2 separate regions of the Homo sapiens genome follow, and region 2 is linked to region 1. Evidence: read pairs that join two places in POLR2A ChIA-PET (ENCODE). Cell type or tissue: GM12878. All regions are shown on one strand. Each heading gives the region's core, and the rest is flanking DNA. Links, peaks and the distances in the headings are about the cores only.

Evidence for each region. Peaks named below come from ENCODE experiments on the same cell type or tissue, not always from the same donor. Only the 100,000 strongest peaks of a DNase experiment are listed, where the experiment ranks them.
Region 2: POLR2A ChIA-PET joins it to region 1 with 5 read pairs; 1 of 35 experiments calls an interaction of 5 or more read pairs at or near these places.

Annotation. Positions count from the first base shown.
Region 1 is chr19:14,298,768-14,307,095 of GRCh38, forward strand. LINC01841 (long intergenic non-protein coding RNA 1841) reads right to left here. Exons shown (of 4, transcript NR_134908.1): 4 at 6,691-6,908. Among named protein-coding and RNA genes, the nearest start is that of LINC01842, 31 kb to the right of the region's middle. In GM12878, for the core only: no CTCF peak of the experiment used is centred there; a DNase peak (open chromatin) is centred at 4,914; H3K27ac peaks cover 542 bases.
Region 2 is chr19:13,257,901-13,266,228 of GRCh38, forward strand. It overlaps CACNA1A (calcium voltage-gated channel subunit alpha1 A), which reads right to left. Exons shown (of 47, transcript NM_001127222.2): 25 at 4,834-4,933; 26 at 3,550-3,710; 27 at 1,664-1,801. Among named protein-coding and RNA genes, the nearest start is that of IER2, 110 kb to the left of the region's middle. RefSeq lists enhancers at 2,838-4,037, 3,246-3,475. In GM12878, for the core only: a CTCF peak has its summit at 4,665 (motif pointing left); DNase peaks (open chromatin) are centred at 3,351, 3,634 and 4,686; H3K4me3 peaks cover 684 bases; H3K27ac peaks cover 1,495 bases.

The sequences.
Region 1 (8,328 bases), core at 110-8,109:
GTTACTGTGGTGGTCAGGGTAGGTTTTGAAGGCAAATGGTCTGGGTTAGAATTCTAGCTTTTCCCATTTGGCGAGTGGCCGACCCTCTCTGCACCTCAATTTCCTCATTTAAAGATTGGGGCTATGGGAGGCCGAGGTGGGCAGATCATTTGAGGTCAGGAATTCGAAATCAACCTGGCCAACGTGGTGAAACCCTGTCTCTACTAAAAATACAAAAAAGAAAATGAGCCAATCATGGTGGCCTGTGCCTGTTATCCCAGTTACTCAGGAGGCAGAGGCAGGAGAATCACTTGAACCCAGGAGGCGAAGGTTGCAGTGAGCTGGGATCGTGCCACTGCACTCCAGCCTGGGCAACAGAGTGAGACTCCATCTAAATAAATAAATAAGACTGGGGCTAACAATGGAACCTACCTCCAAGGGCTGTTATAAGAATTGAGCAACTGGTTGGGCGTGGTGGCTCGCACCTATAATCCCAGCACTTTGGGAGGCTGAGATGGGAGGATTGCTTGAGCCCAGGAGTTTGAGACTGGCCTGGGCAATATAGCAAGACTCCATCTCTACAGAAAAAAATATTAAAAATTAGCCGGGCATGGTAGCATGCACCTGCAGTCCCAGCTACTTGGGAGGCTGAGATGGGAGGATCGCCTAAGTCCAGAAGTTTGAGACCAGCCTGGGCAACATAGCAAGACCCCATCTCTACATAAACGTATAACAAGCTGAGCATGGTGGCGCCCCCATGTCTGTAGTCCCAGCTACTCCAGAGGCTAAGGCGAGAGGATCTGCACTGCAGCCTGGGGGACAGAGCAAGACTCCGTCCCTAAAAAATCCAAAAACAAAATAAAAGACAAACTGTGTATTAGAACAAGGACACGCCAGCTGCTGTAACGAGCAACCTGTAGATCCCAGTGGCTTAATGCACTAAAGGCTACTTTCTCACTCACATCACGCTGCCGCACCTGGGAACCAGACGCCGGCTATATTGTGGCTTCACCTTCTTCCAGTGACTCAGAGGCCCCACAAGACCCTCTTTGTCCAGCCAGCAGATGCAAAGGAAGAATTAGAAGGTGCAGGTGGGAGGTGTTAAAAGCCTGAATGTAGCACACCTCACTTCCATTCGCATCCCACAGAAGCAGATAATGATAAAGGTTAGGAAATAGGTTTGGAGTCTGGGAAACATGGGGAGACCCCATATTTACAAAGAAGAAAACTTTTTTAAAATTATATGGTTAATGGTGGCGCAAGCCTGTTGTCCCAGCTACTCAGGAGGCCAAGGTAGGAGTGAGGTAGGAGGCTGGAAGGGACTCTGGAGGTGAAGTTCAGACACTGGACCAAATTGATGGCCAGATGCGGTGGTTCACACTTGTAATCCCAGCACTTTGGGAGGCCAAGGTGGGTGGATCACCTGAGGTCAGGAGTTCGAGACCAGCCTGGCCAACATGGTGAAACCCCGTCTCTACTAATAATACAAAGATTAGCCGGGTGTGGTGGCAGGCGCCTCTAATCCCAGCTACTCGAGAGGCTGAGGCAGGAGAATCGCTTGAACCTGGGAAGCAGAGGTTGCAGTGAGCCGAGATCATGCCACTGTACTCCAGCCTGGGAGACAAGAGTAAAACTCCGTCTCCAAAAACAAACAAAGAACTAGCTAAAGCAGGTGTGTGTAGGTGTGTGTGTGTGTGTGTGTGTGTGTGTGTGTAGCACCTCCCCATAAGACACGCCCACCAGTGTGCCATGTCGGTTTACGATTACCATGGCAACACCTGGAATTCCCCGCCCCTTTCCATGGCAACTACCCAACCACCTGGAAGTTACCACTCTCATCCTAGAAATTTCTACATAAACTGCCCCTTAATTTGCATATAATTAAAAATGGATATAAATATGAGTGAATACAGCAGCACCTCTGAGCTGCTACTCTGGGCACACTGCCTTTTGGGTAGCCCTGATTCTTCACTAAATTTTCTGTTTAACACCACCAGCTCTCCCTTGAATTCCTTTTTGGGTGAATCTAAGAACCCTCCAGGGCTAAGCCCTAATTTTTTTTTTTTTCTTCAGACTGAATCTCGCTCTGTAGCTCAGGCTGCTGGAGTGTAGTGGTTCGATCTCAGCTCACTGCAACCTCTGCCTCCTGGGTTCAAGCAATTCTCCTGCCTCAGCCTCCCCGAGTAGCTGGGATTACAGGCACATGCCATCAAGCCCAGATAATTTTTGTATTTTTAGTAGAGATGGGATATTGCCATGTTGGCCAGGCTGGTCTTGAACTCCTGACCTCAGGTGATCCACCCACCATGGCCTCCTGAGGTGCTGGGATTTCAGGCATTAGCCGCTGCACCTGGCTTTTTTTTTTTTTTTTTTTTGAGAAGGGGTCTTCGACACCCAGGCTGGAATGCAGAGGTGCAGTCTCGACTCTCTGCAGCCTCGACCTCTGGGTGTCAGATGATCCTCCCATTTCAACCTCCCAAGTAGCCAGGAGTACAGGTCTGTGCCACTACACCCGCCTAATTTTTGTAATTTTTGTAGAGATGGGATCTTGCTATGTTGCCCAGGCTGGTATCGAACTCCTGGGTCCAAATGATCCACCCGCCTCGCATCCCAAGGTGCTGGGACTACAGGCATGAGTCACCCACCCAGCCTAAGCCCCAATTTTGGGGGCCTGCTTATTCCTGCATCAGGAGGAGCACTGGAGGCCAGGAGTTTGAGACCCCAACCTGGGAAACATATTGAGACCTTATCTCTACAAAAAAAGAAAAAGAAAAAAATTAGCTGGGTGTGGTGGCACACACCTGTGTCCCAGCTACTCAGGAGGCTGAGGTGGGAGGATCACTTGAGCCCAGGAGGTCAAAGCTGCAGTGAGCCATGATCATGCCACTGCACTCCAGCTTGGGTGACAGAGTGAGACCCCCACCTCTAAAAATAAAAATAGAGCAAATAGGTCTGGGCTGGAGGCAGCCCAAGGGTCCCCTGGTTTCATCACTTTCCGTCCATCTTCCCAAACGCATCACCTTGGCAAGCACACAGCAGGCAGGCCAGACAGATGCGCCCGGTAAAAATACAAGAAGCTAACTGGGCACGGTGGCTCACACCTATAATCCCAGCACTTTGGGAGGCTGAGGTGGGTGGATCATGAGGTCAGGAGTTCGAGACTAGCCTGGCCAACATGGTGAAACCCCATCTTTACTAAAAATACAAAAACACAAAAATTAGCTGGGCGTGGTGGTGTGTGCCTCTAATCCCAGCTACTCGGGAGGCTGACACAGGAGAACTGGTTGAACCCAGGAGGCGGAGGTTGTAGTGAGCCGAGATCGCACCACTGCACTCCCAGCCTGGGCGACAGAGTGAGACCCCATGTCTACAAAAAATAATTCTAAAAATTAGTCGTGTGTGGTGTCGTGCAACTGTAGTCCCAACTACTCAGGGGGCTGAGGTGGGAGGATCACTTGAACCCAGGAGTTTGAGGCTGCAGTGAGCTGTGATCACACCAGTGCACTCCTGCCTGGGCAACAGAGAGAGATCTCATCTCTAAAAAAAGAAAAAAGGAGCCAGGCACGGTGGCTCACAGCTGAAGTCCCAGCACTTTGGGTGGCCGAGCTGGGTGGATCACCTGAGGTCAGGAGTTCGAGACCAGCCTGGCTACATGGTGAAACTCCGTCTCTACTAAAAATACAAAAAAAAAGTAGCCAGGTGTGGTGGCACATGCCTGTAGTCCCAGCTACTCAGGAGGCTGAGGCAGGAGAATGGCATGAACCCGGGAGGTGGAGGTTGCAGTGAGCTGAGATCAAGCCACTGCACTCCAGCCTGGGCGACAGAGCAAGACTCTGTCAAGAAAAAGAAAGGGAAAGGAAAGGAAGGGAAAGGAAGGGGAGGGGAGAGGACAGGAGGGGATGGGAGTGGAGGGGAGGGGAGGGGAGGGGGAGAGAAAGAAAAGAAAGAAAGAAAGGAAAGGGAAGGAAGAAAAGAGAGAGACAGAAGGAAAGCAAAAGAAAGAGAAAGAATAGTAATAAAAGGGACCAGGTGTCTGAAGGCTGAGTTGCAGGGTGCCCCATTGCTGAAGAACTGCTTCCAGAATGCAGCTGTGTAAGTCTGCCAGTGTGGCCAGTGTGGCTGGGTGCAAGCTCTTCAGGGTCCCAGGCTACACACAAGCGATTTTACTTTATTTCTAAAATGGACTAACTCGGTTTGAAACTTAACCCAACTCACTCACAAAAGGAATGTTCTCTCATGGCCATGAATGCAAAACCACCACGAGTGGCCACAAACAAGTATAAAATAGACAAAATGAGGCTTGGTGCAGTAGCCCATGCCTATAATCCCAGCACTCGGGGAGGCTGAGGGTGGAGGATCGCTTGAGCTCAGGAGTTCAAGCCCAGCCAGGGCAACATAGCAAAACCCCATCTCTACAAAAATTAGCCGGGCATGGTGGCATGTACCTGTAGTCCCAGCTACTTGAGAGGCTGAGGTGGGAGGATCACCTGAGCCTAAGAGACAGAGGTTGCAGTGAGCTGAGATTGTGCCACCACACTCCAGCCTGGGTGACAGAGCCGAGACTTTGTCTCAAAAAAAAAAGAAATGAAAAATAAAAATAATGAAAGTGCAAAGAGTATCATGACATTCTCCCTATACTTTGTCAAGACTGTAAGGCTGGGACCAGCTCTTTTGGCTAAAAAAAAAAAAAAAAAAAAAAAAAATTGGATTGGGAAGCATCGGAGGGGCGTGAAAATCATGCTAGCTAGCACCTCTCTAAGAATTGCTTTTTTTTTTTTTTTTTTTGAGACAGAGTCTCACTCTGTCACCCAGGCTGGAGTGAAATAGTGCAATCTCCTTGCAACCTTCACTTTCTAGATTCAAGCAATTCTCCTGCCTCAGCCTCGTAAGTAGCTGAGATTACAGGCATGTGCCACCACGCCTCACTAATTCTTGTATTTTTAGTAGAGGGGGTTTCACCATGTTGGCGAAACTGGTCTTAAACCCCTGACCTCAGGTGATCCCCCTGCCTCGGCGTCTCAAAGTGCTGGGATTACAGGTGTGAGCCACCAGGCCCAGCCTGAGACTTGCTTTTTTTGAGGGATTAGAGGGATTGATAGTTCAGTAAAGGAAGTCACTTTCTCACTAGTGATTCTGTGGTACTGAACCCAGGGCCTGGTACCCAGGGGGCAAGTGGGCGAGTGGATGTTCCGGGTCACCCAGCCAGCCAGGGGAGGAGCTGATTCTAGATCTTCCCTTATCTCTCTGCTGTTTAAACCCTTTTTGCTCCTTCCAATGGGAAACAGGGAAGGGGGAGGCTGTGGGATTGGAACAGAAAGCGTCCTGGACTCCAGAGGCCCTGAGCAGCCATTCCCCTCCCTGGGCCTCAGTTTTCTCATCTATAAAATGGGTAGCTGCAGACTAGAGAGACAATTTGTAAAGTTCTGCTGTGTTAGTCAGGGTTCTCCAGAGAAACAGAATCCACAGGCGTGAGAGAAACACACAAAGAGAGAGACAGAGAGAGACTTATTTGTTTTTTAGAGGCAGTGTCTCTTTTTCTTTTTTTCCTTTTTTTTTTTTTTTGAGACGGAATTTCGCTGTGTCACCCAGGCTGGAGCGCAATGGCGCGATCTGGGCTCACTGCAACCTCTGCCTCGTGGGTTCAAGCAATTCTCCTGCTTCAGCCTCCCAAGTAGCTGGGATTAAAGGCACACGCTACCATGCCCAACTAATTTTTGTATTTTTAGTAGAGACAGGGTTTCACCATGTTGGCCAGGCTGGTCTCGAACTCCTGATCTCAGGTGATCTGCCTGCCTCGGCCTCCTAAAGTGGTGGCTCATGCCTGGCCTTCATTTTCTTTCTAATTTTTTTTTTAAATTTTAATTAGACAGGATCTCCCTCTGTCACCCATGCTGGAGTGCAGTGGTGCAATCACAGCGCACTGCAACCTCCACCTCCTGGCCTCAAGCAATCAATCCTCCCACCTCATCCTCCCAAAGTGTTGGGATTACAGACATGAGCCACCGCACCTGGTGGATTTCTTTTCTTAGAAAAGCAATACATGCTCATGATAAAACGCAAGGAATTCAAACCCTATCGGAGGGGGAGCATATTGAATGGAGTCTCTCTCTCAGCTCCTCCCTTCCCCCTAATATAGCTCTGCTAAGAGCTGCCCGGTGTATCCGCCCTGGCATTTTCTATTTGCACACCAGAGTCGATACGAATATCCTCCTTTTACTTTCACAAATAGGGATCGTTGCAGGCACACAGTTCCATGATAGCTTTTTCCAGTTAATTATATACTGTGGACACCTTCCCCAAATCAGCACATCCAGACCTGCCTCATTCTGCTTAATGACTGCAGAGTATTGGAAGATGTGCCTTAAGAGAGAGGGAGAGAGAAAATAAAAAATGATATGTTTGGAATGTTCCACCTGGTAGTCCCAGATCTGGGTTAATGGAATGGGAGATCACACTCCAGTTCCTCCCCATCTCTTCTGGCTTGTTTTCTGTTTGTTTGTTTTGTTGTTGTTGTTGTTTTTTGAGGTGGAGTTTAGCTCTTGTCGCCCAGGCTGGAGTGCAGTGGCGTGATACCGGCTCACTGCAACCTCTGCCTCCTGGATTCCAGCGATTCTCCTGCCTCAGCCGCCCGAGTAGCTGGGCCTGTAGGTGCACCACCACACCCAGCTAATTTTTGTATTTTTAGTAGAGATGGGGTTTCACCACATTGGCCAGATTGGTCTTGAACTCTTGACCTTAGGTAATCTGCCTGCCTCGGCTTCCCAAAGTGCTGACAGGCGTGAGCCACTGCGCCCGACCTCTTCTGGCTTTTCTATGTCTTGGGAACCAACACAGTTGTAGTCTCTGGCCAGCTCGATTTGAGTGGGACAGACAGGCTTGTGTCTGGGTCAGGGTGGAGGTGCCAAGCTCCTGTTCCAGCCATCAGCAGTCTGTGGAGAAAAAAAAAAAAAGCCAAACTGAACCCCAGAGCCAAGTGCATTTCTTGGGACATAGTTTATTGGGACTGGGACCTGCTGTGAGGCTGTGCAGACCTCATTGTCGAGGGCAGCTGCCCTGAGAGAACAGGCTAGGAAGATGCAGCAGGGCAAATCTATTTCCATCCTGAGTGGTCACGTGCTTCAGCGGGTCAGCCCTGGTTGGTCCAAATCCATCTAATGCTCCATTCCCTCCCTCGTAATTGACTTAGGGATGGCCCACCACCTGTTTTTGTAAATAAAGTTTTATTGGCACACAATTGTGCTCATCTGTTTGCATGTCGTTTGGGGCAGCTTTCACTCAAGGACAGAACCAAATACAGATGGTCCCAACTTAACGATGGTTTAACTGACAATGTTTCAACTTTACAATGGTGTGAAAGTGATACACATTTGGTAGAAACCCTACTTCGGGGACCCATACATTGTGTTTTTCACGTTCAGTATAGTATTCAAAGAATTATGTGAGATATTCAACACTTTATTTTAAAATAGGCTTTGTGTTTGATGATTTTGCCCAACCGTGGGCTAATGTTAAGTGTTCTGAGCATGTTTAAGGTAAGTTAGGCTAAGCTGTGATGTTCACTAGGTTAGGTGTATTCCATGTATTTTCAACTTGTGACTCTTTCCTTTCTCCTTTTTCCTTTCCTTTACCTTTTCCCTTCCTTCCTCTCTCCTCCCCTTCCCTCCCCTTCTCTTTTCTTCCTTTTGAAACAGAATTTTGCTCCGTCACCCAAGGCTAGAGTGCAGTAGTTCCATCACAGCTCACTGCAGACTTGAACTCCCAGCTAAAGCGATCCTTCTACCTCAGCCTCCCAAGTAGCTGGGTCTACAGGCATGTGTCACCATACCTGGCTAATTTTTAATTTTTTTGGTAGAGATGGGGTCTCACTATGTTGCCCAGGCTGATAAACTCCAGGGCACAAGTGATCCTCCCACTTCAGCGATGTTTTCAGTTTACAGTGGGTTTATTGGAACATAGTTCCATTGTAAGTCAAGGAAAATCGGTAGTTGCAACAGAGAATGTCTGGCTTGCAAAGCTGAAAGTACTTACTATCTGGTCCTTTACAGAAAGATGTTGCTGAGCCCTGGGCTAGTGTATACTAACAGCATGTGCTACCTACACCTCTCTGCCTGGGGGCTTTCTCCTGGCCCACATGTGGGACAGGTCAGAAGTGCCCAGGGCACAGCCCTCAGTGTAGGATGGGTGGTAACTGTCAAATACCTCAGCTTTGTCCGGGTGGTGCGGTGGCTTACGCCTGTAAACCCCCCACTTTGGGAGGCCGAGGTGGGTGGATTACTTGAGGTCAGGAGTTCAAGACCAGCCTGGCCAACATGGCGAAACCCTGTCTCTACTAAAAATACAAAAATTAGC
Region 2 (8,328 bases), core at 43-8,042, 1.0 Mb before region 1:
CTAATTTTTTTGTATTTTTAGTAGAGACGGGGTTTCACCATGTTGGCCAGGCTGGTCTTGAACTCCTGACCTCAGGTGATCCACCTGCCTCGGTCTCCCAAACTGTTGAGATTACAGGTGTGAGCCACCACGCCTGGCCAATGTCAGTCATTTCTACTGCTGTGCATGAAGGGCTTGCTGTGTGCTGGAAACAATATTCAACAATTCATCCCCACCGGCTCAGCAACCCTCCCAGGGAGGTTATTACTGGCTCCACTTTGCACATGAGGAACTTGAGGTTCAGCAATTTAAAGGGACGTGCTGAAGACCACCCACTTATAAGTGGCCAAGTTGGGATTTAAAGACAGGTTGTGGCAATGGAGGGAGTAGAGGTGGGTGTATGCATGTAGAGTGGGTATTTGAGCACAGGTGGTGCTGGGTGCTCAGGAGGTACAATGGGGATATATATGAGAGTGGGTAAGTGCACAGCAGCTCTGTACAGTAGTGCAGGTTGCACACTGCTCAAAGGCTCTGTGTCTAAGCGATACCTTCACATGATAGGCATGATAGATTTGTGTATTCATGATGACAATTTTTTGGCAGGTGGTCCTTCAGTGCCTTGTTTGAACAAAATCATTTAAGTCTATTGCGATGATTTTCAGACAGATGGAAATGAAGTCTGTTGAGAAAGGTGTTTAAAAAAACTTTGCTCAAAGGTGCCTTGTGGGTTAGCATTATTCCCACATGTGTGAGTACTGGATGTGTCTGAGAGTGGGTAGTAGGGCATGTTCAGGTTGGCATATTTGCTGAGAGAGGGAGGGAGGTGAGGATGCTGAGGGCACATGCTGGAATCTACCAAGCTTCCAGCCTGGCATTTCCAAGACCTCTGAGAGAAAGACCATTACTTGGACGAGGTGAGGGAGGGAGGCATTTGTTTTGGGTGCAAATTAAGGGGGTACTGAAAATCTCAGTAATCAAGATAATCTTTTGCTCCAATATTTTAAAAAATCAAAATTAATGCAAAAAGTCCATGATGAACAAATATCAATTTCTTCTTCTTTTTTTTTTTCAGGGATAGGGGTCTCCTTCTGTTGTCTAGGCTGGAGTACAATGGCATAATCACAGCTCACTGCAGCCTTGAACTCTTGGGCTCAAGCGATCCTCCCACCTCAGCCTCCTGAGTAGCTGGGATAACAGGTATGAGCCACCACAAGTGGCTCAAAATTTTAAATAAAGACTAAGTCCATGATTCAGCCTCACTTTTTTTTTTTTTTGAAGGCGGGGAGGCCATAGTCTTGCTCTGTCACTCAGGATGAAGTGCAGTGGTGCAATCTCGGCTCACTGCAACCTCTGCCTCCTGGGTTCAAGTGATTCTCGTGTCTCAGCCTCCTGAGTAGCCGGGACCACAGGTGTGAGCCACCATGCCTGGCAGCTTTTTTTTTTTTTTTTTTTTTTTTTTTTTTGGGATTTTTAGTAGAAATGGAGTTTTGCCATGATGGCCAGGCTGATCTCAAACTCCTGGCCTCAAGTGATACATCTGCCTTGGCCTCCTAAAGTGTTGGGATTACAGGCGTGAGCCACCATGCCCGGCCTCCAAGACCTTTCTTATTGCTAAGCTCTCAGGCCCTTTATCCTCCTGCTCCCCAGGGCTCCTCCTGGATAGATTTCCAGTCGGGCCACTTACTGTGGCCAGCCTTCTCCCGTGGACACGGTGAAGAGGGTCAGCAGAGCCCACAGCACATTGTCGTAATGGAATTCATACTTCTTCCACTCCCGGTCTCGCGCCTTCACCTCATTCTTCTCGTAGAGGAGGTATTTGCCTCTGCCACAGAGAGTGGGGACTGTTAGTAAATGGGAAAGAGGGGCTGTCTTGCACTTGTCTTTGGTTATCAGAGACAGGGGGAGGGAAAGGAAGAGTGGTCCACCAGCCTAGACTGCTTGGGAAGCAGTGACTCCCCATCCTGCCACCATGTGTTCCTGTGCTTCATAGGGGATGACGTGTGCATCTACTTTGAGATAAATCCATGGGTGATGGCACAACCTTACTCCTGGTGGGAGAGCTGACCCAGGGTCCAGCACCCTCTTCCAACGTGATAACTTCTAGTCCTCAGGGTGAGAGCCTCAGGCTTGCTGGGGGTGGGGTGGAGGGAGTTTAGGAGGAGGCAGAGAGACATAGGGGACATTTAGAGGTTCATCAGGCTAAGGGAGGTTGCTACTCCTTTTCAAGGCAGGAAACAAGGGTTAGTTCCAGACTCCTATCCAGACATCTGGCATCCTCCTAATTTCAATAAATAGCCATCAAGATAACAACAGGCTACCATGTGTTGCAAAATGCCACTTTACACTGGTAACAATATCACTATATATACACATACATATATATACACACACACATATAATACATATGTGTGTGTGCGTGTACATATATATATATACATATATATATATATATATTTTTGTTGTTGTTGTTTGTTTGTTTGTTTGTTTGAGATGGAGTCTGGCTCTGTTGCCCAGACTGGAGTACAGTGGCCCAATCTGGGCTCACTGCAAGCTCCGCCTCCCGGGTTCACGCCATTCTCCTGTCTCAGCCTCCCAAGTAGCTGGGACTACAGGCGTCTGCCACCATGCCCAGCTAGGTTTTTGTATTTTTAGTAGAGACAGGGTTTCACCGTGTTAGCCAGGATGGTCTCGATCTCCTGACCTCATGATCCGCCCGCCTCGGCCTCCTAAAGTGCTGAGATTATAAGCATGAGCCACTGCGCCCGGCCTATATGTATATATTTTTGAGAGGCAGGGTCTCACTCTGTCACGCAGGCTGGAGTGCAGTGGTACCATCATAGTGCATTGCAGCCTTGAACTCCTGTGTTTAAACAATCCTCCCGCCTCAGCCTCCCGGGTAGCTGGGACTACAGGTGTGTGCTACCATGCCCCGCTAACTTTTAAAATTTATTTTGTAGGATGGGCTCTCATTATGTTGCCCAACCTGGTCTCCAACTCCTGGCCTCAAGTGATCCTCCCACCTCAGCCTCCCAAAGTGTTGGAATTACAGGTGTGAGCCACTGCACCTGGCCTCTTACCTAACTTATTTGGTAATGAAACCTGATCTGATTGGACATGAAGCTCTTTATACTTGTTATTTACCCCATTTGATGTAAATAGTTACACATTTTATGGCAGAAATATTGTGTTTGATTATAGGGCTGCCTTAGACCCAGCTGAGGGTGTCATGTCCCACATGGGAATCTCAAAATATTCTCAACTTTGAAACACATCTGCCTGTAACGATTTCAAGTAAGGAACTGTGGATGTGTATTAATATCCCTCACATGACAAAGGCGGTGGCTGAAAGGTCAATCAATTTGCTTATGACTCATTCTGTGGCTCTGGGTGGTGACTCAAATTCTAAAACCGGTTTTCTTTCTACCCAAGATCCAAGCTGGTTGCAACTGAGTCACTTCCAAGGCTCATCACTTCTCCAGTCTCTGAGCCCAAGTGGCCAATGCCTCTAGCCACTTCCCCCCTGCCCACCTGCTGGTTCCAATGGGAATGTGCTGGAAAGTGGAGACCCACCGACAATCTTTCTCAAACTCTTTGGACTCGTCAGTGCAGTGGAAGAATTTCCCCTTGAAGAGCTGCACAGCCACCACGGCGAAGATGAACATGAATAGCATGTAGACGATGAGGATGTTGAAGACGTTTTTAAGTGAGTTCACCACACAGTCAAACACAGCCTGTGGGGTGGAGTTGACAGAGAGCATGAGGGGCTGGGGACCTGCCCAACCTTCTGCCTCCAGTGGCCCATCATACCAAAATACTGCCATGATCATTCCCATTTTACAGGCAAGGTCATAAGTCAAGTCACTAGGGTAAGGTCCCCCCAGCTTTCAGAAATAAGCGTTGGAGGAGTTGGACTCAATCCTGGCATTCTATGGATCTAAAACTCCCAGATGGGATACCAGAGATGCTTTTAAGTGATACAGGAGCCCAACACAGAAAAACAAGGTAACAAAGTTACTTCCTTTCCAACTCTCTCAATCCTTTTGAGTGAAGGAGAAATTTTTACTTAGTTGCTACCATGTTAACACCTACCATTGACATTTTCCCTCTTTAACCAAGAAAGAGCAGTTGTCAATGCACAAAGCCTTAGGCAGGCAGCCATATTTGGTTAGATTTCCATAACAGTATCTGTTTTCTGTCTTTAATTTTTAGTAGAGACAGAGTCTAACTATGTTGCCCAGGCTGGTCTCATTCTCCTGGGCTCAAGCAACACTCCTGCCTTGGTCTTTCAAAATGCAGGGATTACGGGTGTGACTTGATTTAAAGAAACATATTACATAAGAGATAATACTGGGGACCCCCAGGTGAAGCATAGAGTGAAAGTGGGTGCTCTAATGACTGGATTTTATTTCCCTTAATATATATATATGTTTTTGAATGACAGGCTTTTGGGAAATGCTGGTTCATGCTATTTTGGAATGGGAGATACTAGAGCCTAGAATAGGTAGATGAAAAGTCAAAATTTTATGGAACAAGAAATCTAGTTCCTGCTTCCCAGATCACGGTTATACCCTTTTAAATCCATATGATGCCTTCATGCGAATTAGGAAAAAGGATCTTAACCCCAAGACACTTCATCTAAAGAAAAACTGCCATAATACACAGATTATTTTAGGTCAGCTCACTTTACTGCCATCTGCTGGGAAGTTGTAATAATACAAATATCCATACACGATGGCTAGGATGTTATCAGCACCTCCTTTAATGTGTTGTCCTTGAGCAGTGTACAACCTGCTCAGCTGTACATGATAACCCTGACAGTCCCCCCCACCGCACCCCACCATCTCCCAATCTCACCTTGAGCTTTGGCAGCCGCTTGATGGTTTTAAGAGGTCGTAGCACCCGGAGGACTCGGAGGGATTTAATCGTGTTGATGTCTTTTCCTTTGCTATTGCCACTGTGGAGGAATGTTTAGGTGGGAAGAAGGGAAGAGAGGAAGCAGAGGTCAGGTTGGGTAGGGGGCAGCCCACAGCTCCATGGGACCCTACCCTCCCAGGCCTAGAAGTCTGGGGTGAGCTTGGCACAGCCCTGCCCTTCCTGGTGAAGAGTGGTCCATTTCACCTGTTAAGCTTGGGCTCGGGAGCCAGTAAGTACGTGGCTTTTTGTGGTTCTGGTCCCAGGGTTGGTTGAGGGCCCTTTGCCATCTGGCTGGGCCTGAGCAGCTGTATTGGGTGTCCCTGAGACCCAGCACAAGGGGGTTGGCTGATTCCCCACCCCCATTTCTGCACAGCTTTTCTTTTTTCTTTTTTGAGACAGGGTCTGGCTCTGTCACCAAGGCTGGAGTGCAGTGGCACGATCTCGGCTCACTGCAACCTCCGCCTCCTGGGCTAAAGCCATCCTCCCACCTCAGCCTCCCAAGTAGCTGGGACTACAGGCACACGCCACTGCGCCTGGCTAATTGTTTTGTCTTTTTGTAGAGATGAGGTTTCACCATGTTGCCCAGGCTGGTTTCAAACTCCTGAGCTCAAGCAATCTGCCCTCCTCACCCTCTCAAAGTGCTGGGATTACAGGTGTGAGCCACTACACCTGGTCACAGCTATTTTCAAAAAAGCCCTTGGTCTAGGAGTTTAGTGGTCCCCTATGTATTCTTTTTTTTTTTTGAGATGGAGTTTCACTCTTGTTGCCCAGGCTGGAGTGCAATGGTATGATCTTGGCTCACTGCAACCTCCACCTCCCAGGTTCAAGTGATTCTCTTGCCTCAGCCTCTCCAAGTAGCTGGGACTACAGGTGCGTGCCACCATGCCCAGCTAACTTTTGTATTTTTAGTAGAGATGGGGCTTCACCATGTTGGCCAGGCTGGTCTTGAACTCCTGACCTCAGGTGATCCACCCACCTTGGCCTCCCAAAGTGTTGGGATTACAGGTGTGAGCCACTGCGCCTGGCCCCCTGTGTATTCTTTTTAAAGGTGGTATCAGTGGGCTCTTAAAAAAATGGGATTTTCTCCCCCTTCCAATGGGATTCTGGAAGATACTTAAAGTGGCCCTTATACCAAATCTCCCCTCCCCCACCATATTCCCTGAGTCTGAAGGAGGGAAAATAACCGGGTGCCGCTGTTTTCAGATGCTGATGTGGCTGCTGCCATGGTCTCTGCTGCATTGCTCCAAGGGTCTCTGAGCCCATCTTTGCCAGAGAGGACTGCACAGAAGTTCAGTCCAAGGTCTGTTGGAACTGAGCTTAGCAATGCAGACCCCAGAGATGCCATGACACCCTTGGCCAACCATGACTCAGGCCCCCCAAGAGGAGGGTATTGAGTGGGACCATGAATAGCTTGTGGTTCATGGCACTCATGACCCATCCAGTTGTCCACACCAGAAACCTGAGAGTCATGGTCAACTGCCTGCCCTCTATCCCCATCCCCATCCCCAGTGGGTCACCTTCCTTAACATCCCGCCATCCATTCCTGGGTGCCATCCCCCCTCACCCGTCTCCCAACTTGCTCCTCATTCCCTGCCTTTTCTTCCATGTTTTATGCACACAGTGGCTAAAGCCAATGACCTTGTCACTCTTTCTCTTGCTCAGAATTCTTCTGGAGCACGTGAATTCTCAGAAGAGCAAGTGCAAACTTCTGGGCATGGCATTCAATGCTCTTGAAAATCTAGTCCAACTTACCTTCACCTTTGCATTCCCATTTATGGCTACATATCTCAAGCCCCAGCCACATTCTTTTGCCTCTGTCTGCTTATGCATATACTGTTCCCGCTGCTAGAAATGCCCTTCCTCCACTTCTCCAGTCACAGAACTACCCGGTCCTCAAAGCCCAAATTACCTGTTGCTCCCTCCGACAGCATTTCCTGACTGCCTACCTCTGGCTCCTGCCAGCTCCTATGTGCTATTTCGGAGTTAATCTTTGTTTGTTTCTTCGGTCTCTGGTTTTAGACAGAAAACTCTTCAAAGGCTTACAGTGTAATCTACTCTTCTCTGTGTTCATTTTCCCTTTAATCTTTTTTTTTTTTTTTGAGATGGAGTCTTGCTCTATTGCCCAGGCTGGAGTGCAGTGGCATGATCTTGGCTTACTGCAACCTCTGCCTCCTGGGTTCAAGTGATTCTCCCACCTCAGCCTCCCGAATAGCTGGGACTACAGGCATGAGTCACCACACCTGGCTAATTTTTGTATTTTCAGTAGAGACAGGGTTTCACCGTGTTGGCCAGGCTGGTCTCGAACTCCCGACCTCAAGTAATCCACTGGCCTTGACTCCCAAAGTGCTGGGATTACAGGCATGAGCCACCGCACCTGGCCATTTCCCCTTTAATCTTGATTCTTGTCCTAGCCCCTAGCCTGCGCCTGGCGTGTGGTCTCAGGACACGTGAATGCCTCCGGTTGGAGTATTTGGGTGGGGAGGTCACCTAGAAAACATCTCCCTACAGTGACCTCCCAGGTCATGAGCAGAGCTGCCCCAGAGACCCCCATCACGATGGGTCTCAGTATCCAGTGCAAAAACATCATTCTTCACACCATTTGCTTTTTAAAGGACTCCATTTTTTTCATTTTTCAGGGAACAAAGACGATAATTGTATTTTAGCCTGCTAGGCAGAGATATACTCCAGGATTCAGAACTCTGAACCTTTTTTTTTCTTTTTAAAACTAACATCATCATTATCATCTCAAGGCTGTGCCCCCAAGTGTGAGACACACGTTGGACAGTCACTGAGATAATTTTAGGCAGAACAGGGGCACAGATTAAATAATTGGATCTCAGAGGGGCATAATCATTTCTTTTTCTTTCTTTCTTTTTTATTATACTTTAAGTTTCTTTTCCACGTATCTTTCAGACGCTCTGCTTTTGCGAGAAAGGAAGCCTCAGGTAGATGCTAATAGGCCTTTAACACCTCCCTAACACTTAGTAATTTTCCTTTTAACAAAGAGCCCAGCTTGAAGGCAACAACATTGTCTGGTTTCTGTTAGATTTACTTTTTTTTTTTTTTTTTGAGATGGCATTTCTCTCTTGTTACCCAGGCTGGAGTGAATGGCGTGATCTCAGCTCACAGCAGTCTCTGCCTCCCGGGTTCAAGAAATTCTTTTGCCTCAGCCTCCCGAGTAGCTGGGATTACAGGCATGTGCCATCACGTCCGGCTAATTTTGTATTTTTAGTAGAGACGGGGTTTCTCCATGTTGGTCAGGCTGGTCTCGAACTCCCGACCTCAAGTGATCCACCTGCCTCGGCCTCCCAAAGTGCTGGGATTATAGGTGTGAGCCACCATGTCTGGCCTACATTTACTTTTGCAGTTGCAGATTTATCTTAGGTTAGCAATGCTGGTTGTAAGTGGATAATATAGTTTCCTTTTTTTTTATTT